Regions from separate parts of the Homo sapiens genome. Here region 1 is linked to region 2. Evidence: chromatin loops called from intact Hi-C (ENCODE). Cell type or tissue: left lung. All regions are shown on one strand. Links, peaks and the distances in the headings refer to the core of each region. The heading gives the core; the rest is flanking DNA.

Region 1 (2,925 bases), core at 143-2,642, 140 kb before region 2:
CGGAATAAAGAACATACTTATTAAGCAACTGAGAACTTAGTATATGTGTTATTTTATTCTTAACACAATCAGAAAGAATTGTATTGTGGGCTTATATTTTATGTTAGTCAGCTAATGGTATTTTAGATTACTTATTCCCATTTGAAATTAGTAGACATTAAGAAATCAGTATTACATTGAAATATTCAGGAATAAGAGGGCATGATGTCTGCAACGTACTCCCTTGTATAAGCGTGTGTTTTGGGCTGGTACGGATTCCAAAGAAAGAAGCAGTAAATGCCAGGGTGATCAGGCCAAAGCATTTATTAGGGGAAGTTACTTACAGAGTGCTGCAGCAATCCTCATGACAGAGAAAAGAGGTGTTCTTGCTAAGTGTGTCGCCAGTGAGGGGGTCAGGGTATGAAGTTTGTTTAAGATTTTAAGGAATTTGGCTCAGGGCAGGGACAGTTTGCTTCAGTGTTTTGGGCAATGTCTTAGATACCTGGGAATGTTTAGGCCCCAGTTTTGGTTCAAGCCTGCTGGGAAAGGCCTGCAGCTGGCTGGGTCACAGAGTGGTCAAGGCACTTCATGATTTTTGGTCAGAATACAGAAAGACAGTTGGGGGAGAACTGGGGACCCTACAACATGAGAGAGGACAATAGAGCAAATGTGGAAACATTGTACTTGTCTTGTATCATATAAAAATGGTTGTGAATCTAGTGAAAGATACATGGAAGTTCTTTGTACTACTTAACAATTTTTCTGTGAGCCAGAAATTGTTTCATAAAAATATTGTTTTAAAAATCTGAGATGTAAATATCTTTAGTTCTATTTGGGTTGAGGGTAATACCAAAATAAGTTTCCTTGAATATCAATAAATGTAATTTTAAAGGTTTTAAATGCTCAAAATTAAGAAACTATTTAAAACTCTTTCCATTAAAAACCTAACTCAAAAGAACAACAAAACATCTGTTTTCATTTTTAAAGATAATTAGTATAACTATATTTTGTATCAGAAATATTTTCCAAGAATTCTTATTGAGTACCTACTTTGTGTGAGGAACTGTTCAAGGTGCTGTATACAAAGACTCTGCTCTTATGCAGCTTACATTCTGCTGGTGGTGGTAGTAGTGGTGAAGATATTAAATAAACAAATAATGGCATATCTGAAAGCGATAAAGTCTAAAAAGATATAAATGAAGCAGAATGAGATGAATAGCTGGTTAGGGTCAATGATAAGTTACATCTAGAGATTCAGGAAGTGAGGGAGGGAGCCAAGAGGGTAACTTGGAGGAGCTGTCCAGGCAGGAAAATAACAGGGTTAAAGGCCTTGTGTACTCACCATGCTCAAGAAGCAGCGAGACTAGAGTAGCAAGAAGAGAATGTAAAAGAGGGAGAATAATGGATGAAATGAGAGATGTAGTGAGAGCTAGATAATGTAAGACCTTGTAGAACATTATAAGGTCTTTGGCTTTTACCCTGAGTGAGCAGAAAATGCACTGAGGGTTTTGATCAGGGGAGTGAGATAATCTGATTTAATTTTAAAAGGATAATTGTGGCTGTGTTGTGGAGGATGGACTGTAAGACAGATGATGATAGAAGTAGGAAGATGAATCTAAAGGCTGTTGCTATAATCCAACTGAGTTATGGTAGCTTGAGAACCAGAGTGCTGGTAGTAGAGGAAGATGCAGAATGGTCAAAACTTGCACCTATTCTGCAGCTAGAGTTGAAGGATTTGTTAATAGATTGGAAGTGAGGAGTGAGAGAAATTGATGAATCAGGAATTATTTCAAGGTTTTTCACTAAGAGGAGAAAAACTATATGAAGAGGAGGCTTTGGAAGGGCAAACTGGCATTTCATTTTTGGATATCTCATGCTTGAGATAACTATGAAACATCCAAAAGAAGAGGTTGACCAGACACTCTGTTGTATGAGTCTGGAGTTCAGGGAGATAGCTAGGCTACAGAATTAATTTGAGAGTTGTCAGCATATAAATGGTACCTGAAGTTATGAGACTGAATGGGATCCCCTAGGAAGTGAGTGAAGAGAAAACCAGATAGTTGAAGTTAGGAAAACAAAAGAACTTTCAGGAGACAGGAGGACAACCAGGAAAGCATAGGGATCTGAAGACAGTACTTCAAGGAGAAGGGAGTGATCAATTTTGTCAAATGCAACTGACAGGTCAATTAAGTTTAGGTCTGAGAATTCAATTAAAAAATGGGAGTACATTATTGCTTTGATCAGAGCAGTTTTGATGGAGTGGTGGGCATAAAACCCTAGCAGATTCAAAAAGAGGAATTGAAGACAATAAGTAGAGATGTTTTCAAGGAGTGTTACTGTAAGGGAGAGCAGAGAATAGGGGTAAGAGATAGAGGGGAAAGTGGAATTAAGGTTTCTTAAAACATGGGTGATATTACAAGTATGTATATTGATGGAAATGATTGAATAGAGGGACAAGTAACAATTCCTTGGAGGGATGAGGGGGACAGAATTCCAGAAGTTATGTTCTTGAGAAAGCAGAAGATGGACAAGTGAACTGGGTGGTCACAGTCAGCTATTCCATAGTAACTGGAGGAAATGCAGACCGTATGGGTAGAGATGCATGTAGGTGGGTAGAGAGGTGGAGAGAGCTTATGGCGGCTCTTCTAGTTTCTTCTCTCAGTAAAATAGGAAGCAAGACATTTTTGCTTGCAGAGAAAACAGTTCTCAGGGAAAGGCTATATTTTAGTTAAAGTAAGATGAAATGAACTTAAGAAATTGAGAGTGCACTTTTATTTCTTCTCTCTATCTTTAACTATTCAGGGCATTTTCCTTTAAGAGATTAACAGTTGTCTATTCTGCCATAAACTAATTTAAGAATATTGCTGCCCATCATGACTACATTAACTGGAGATGAAATACTTATAATTTCTATTTTCCTTATGAAGCATATTTTTGGTAATAATT
Region 2 (2,925 bases), core at 130-2,629:
TACTAACATGCTATGAGTATAAGTGTAAAAATACCTTTAAAAGTTGAAAATGATGTATAGATAATTATTATAAAAAATTCCCAAAATTAGCACTTCCAATTCTGCTGTTTAGTGACTGGCCAATATTATGAACTCCATTTTACAGATGTGTAGATGATTTTTCAAGTAACTTAATTGAAATGTTTATGGAACACCTATGCTAGGTACAGAAGCTTAGAAGCTTATCCAGGTTTGTTGGGCCAGAATCTCTTGATTCAGAGGGCCCTCTTTACTATACCTATATCTATCTATCTATATAAAAAATTAGGTATGAAGTGAATATTTAAGAGTGAATATTTCTAGAATGAGAAAAGAAATCACAGCAAGTTACCAGAGTCTTAGAGATTCAAGTCTCTTTTTTTTCTGAGCTCCCTTTAAGTAATTTATCTGAATTGTTTACATAGAAATGCTTTTGATTGAAACCTGGCTTCCCCTCCTTACCTAGACAGAATATTCTGTAGCTTCCAGCAATGTGCCACACTAAGTGGGGCCTGTGCAAGTGAACAGCCCTGAAAGTTAAGGTTTATGAAGCTTCACATAAATCTGCCTCTGACTAAATTCTTTAGGGATTCAAGACATATAAGACATGGTTTGCATACCCAAGTAAATTACAGTGACTTACAGCCATTAGACCTACAAGAAAATAGCTACTTGGTATTGTTTATCCACGTGAAACAGTTCTACTAGCAAAAGGATTCAAATGGAAACACTTTTTTTATTTAAAATTTTATTGTGAATTAAACTTAGACCTACAGAAAAGTTGCAAAAATGTTACGTAAAGTGCCCATACTTCACTCACCTTCCCCTTATGTTAACACCTTACAATGTACATTTGTTGATACCAGGAAATAAGCATTCTTAGAATACCATTAACTAAATTACAGACTTTATTCAAATCTTACCAGGTTTTTAACCAAATTTTCACCATGAATCCATTTCTGTTTCAGGATCCAAATCAGGATCCCACACTGCATTCAGTAGTCATGTCTCCTCAGTCTCTTCCTATTTGTAAGTCCCTCAATCTCCCCTCAACTTTCATGACCTTGACACTTTTATTTTCTTTGAGACAGAGTCTCGCTCTGTCATCCACTGCAGTGGTGCAGTCTCGGCTCACTGCAATCTCCGCCTCCCGGGTTCAAGCGATTCCCCTGTCTCAGCCTCCCGAGTAGCTGGGACTACTGGCATGTGCCACCACGCCCGGATTTTTTTTTGTATTTTTAGTAGAGACAGGGTTTCATCGTGTTAGCCAGGATGATCTCGATATACTGACCTCATGATCAGCCCACCTGGGATTACAGGCATGAGCCACCACGCCCAGCCGACCATGACACTTTTAAAGAGTCCTGCAGGCTGGGCACAGTGGCTCACACCTGTAATCCCAGCACTTTGGTAGGCTGAGGCAGGCAGATCACCTGAGATCAAGAGTTCGAGACCAGCCCAGCCAACATGGCAAAACCCCGTCTCTACTAAAAATACAAAAATTAGCTGGGTGTGGTGGCGGGCACCTGTAATCCCAGCTACTTGCCTCCAGATTGGTGGAGGATGAACTAATAGTGGATTTGGTTTCAGCCTGGAGTTGCTGTGAAATGGTGACACACTGCAGTCAATGCAAAAGTCTTCAGGCCTCGAGTGTTCTGAACACATACCTGCCTGGAGGAGATTCTCCAGCCCTGAAGGAATGAAGGAATGTTCCTCTAACCTCAGTCCCAACCTAGCAATGAGCCGAGATGGCGCCATTGCACGCTGTCTTAAAAAAAAAAAAAAAAAAAAATCCTGCTTAAGTATTTTGTAGAATATTTATCAATTTCTGTTGTCTTATGTTTTCTTATGAATAGATCGAGGCTATGCATTTTTGGCACAAATACTACAGAAATGATGTTGTACTCCTAGCTCATAATCCAATATCATTACTTATTTTCTTGCTAAATTGTTTCAACTTCGGTCTTTCAAAGCTACTTTAGGCTGGCTCCTGTTATCATTTCAACATGCCTTCATCCTTTTTTTGAGCATTTCTTTACTTTGTGGCACCAAAAGTGTTCTAAGCTCATCTTATATTTTCCCTTCCCCAGCTCTGGAATCAATCAGTTTTCCAGGAAGCCTGATATTAGGTCTTCGTGATTGGTGTGTTCTTCTCTTTTTTCCTAAAGTTCTGGGCCTTCAATGGTTTATTTCCTGAAACTAATAAATATATGCATTATCATTCACTAGGAGCGGGTCTGTGTATACTTTTTCTAAACTGAAATTGTAAAGGAACCTTGAATATGAGTTCTGGCCACATTATCAAAGGCCAGGCATAAGCCTCCAGGACATTCAAGCAAGCTTTTCAAGGACATTGCTCAAGAAAGAAGTTATTTCTGACATTTCTCTTCCCTTATTTCCCATGTCTAACTGGCTGCATCTGTGAATCCTCTCACAAGTCTGTCCCCTCTGCTCATCTTCACTGCCACTTCACTGGTTTTGGTCCTTCCCTGGCCCATGTCACAGCCTCCTGATGGTCTTCCTGATTTCATTCTCTCTTTCCTTCAACTCATCTTCCACATGGATGCATAAATAATCATTCCATTTGCAGATCCAACCTCATTGCTTACTCCTAAAGCTAGAAGAGGATGGTTTTTCTACATTTTGATGGTTTTTCTGAGCCTATCATTGGCGATATAGTTCTCTCATATTAATAGTGGTGGTTCTCAAACTTTTTGTGTAAGAGAATCATCTGGAGGGCTATTAAAATATAGCTTGCTAGGGTCCACTGCCAGATTTCCATGCTAGTAGGTCTGGGATGTAGTCTGAGAATGTGTACTTCCTGCAAGTTTCCACGTGATGCTGATGATGCTGCTTCAGGTAACTACTGACCAACAAGATAATGTCCAAACAGCTTAACGAGAAACT

The links. Hi-C counts contacts between places; a loop is a spot of excess contacts. Peaks named below come from ENCODE experiments on the same cell type or tissue, not always from the same donor. Only the 100,000 strongest peaks of a DNase experiment are listed, where the experiment ranks them.
Region 1: a loop joins it to region 2, with 2.5 times the contacts of the local background. A loop is called at or near these places in 75 of 110 quality-filtered maps.

What each region holds. Positions count from the first base shown.
Region 1 is chr2:210,253,740-210,256,664 of GRCh38, forward strand. No RefSeq gene overlaps it. Among named protein-coding and RNA genes, the nearest start is that of ACADL, 30 kb to the left of the region's middle. In left lung, for the core only: no CTCF peak of the experiment used is centred there; no DNase peak of the experiment used is centred there; H3K4me3 peaks cover 478 bases; H3K27ac peaks cover 330 bases.
Region 2 is chr2:210,393,413-210,396,337 of GRCh38, forward strand. All of the region lies in intron 1 of LANCL1-AS1 (LANCL1 antisense RNA 1), which reads left to right. Among named protein-coding and RNA genes, the nearest start is that of LANCL1-AS1, 70 kb to the left of the region's middle. In left lung, for the core only: no CTCF peak of the experiment used is centred there; no DNase peak of the experiment used is centred there.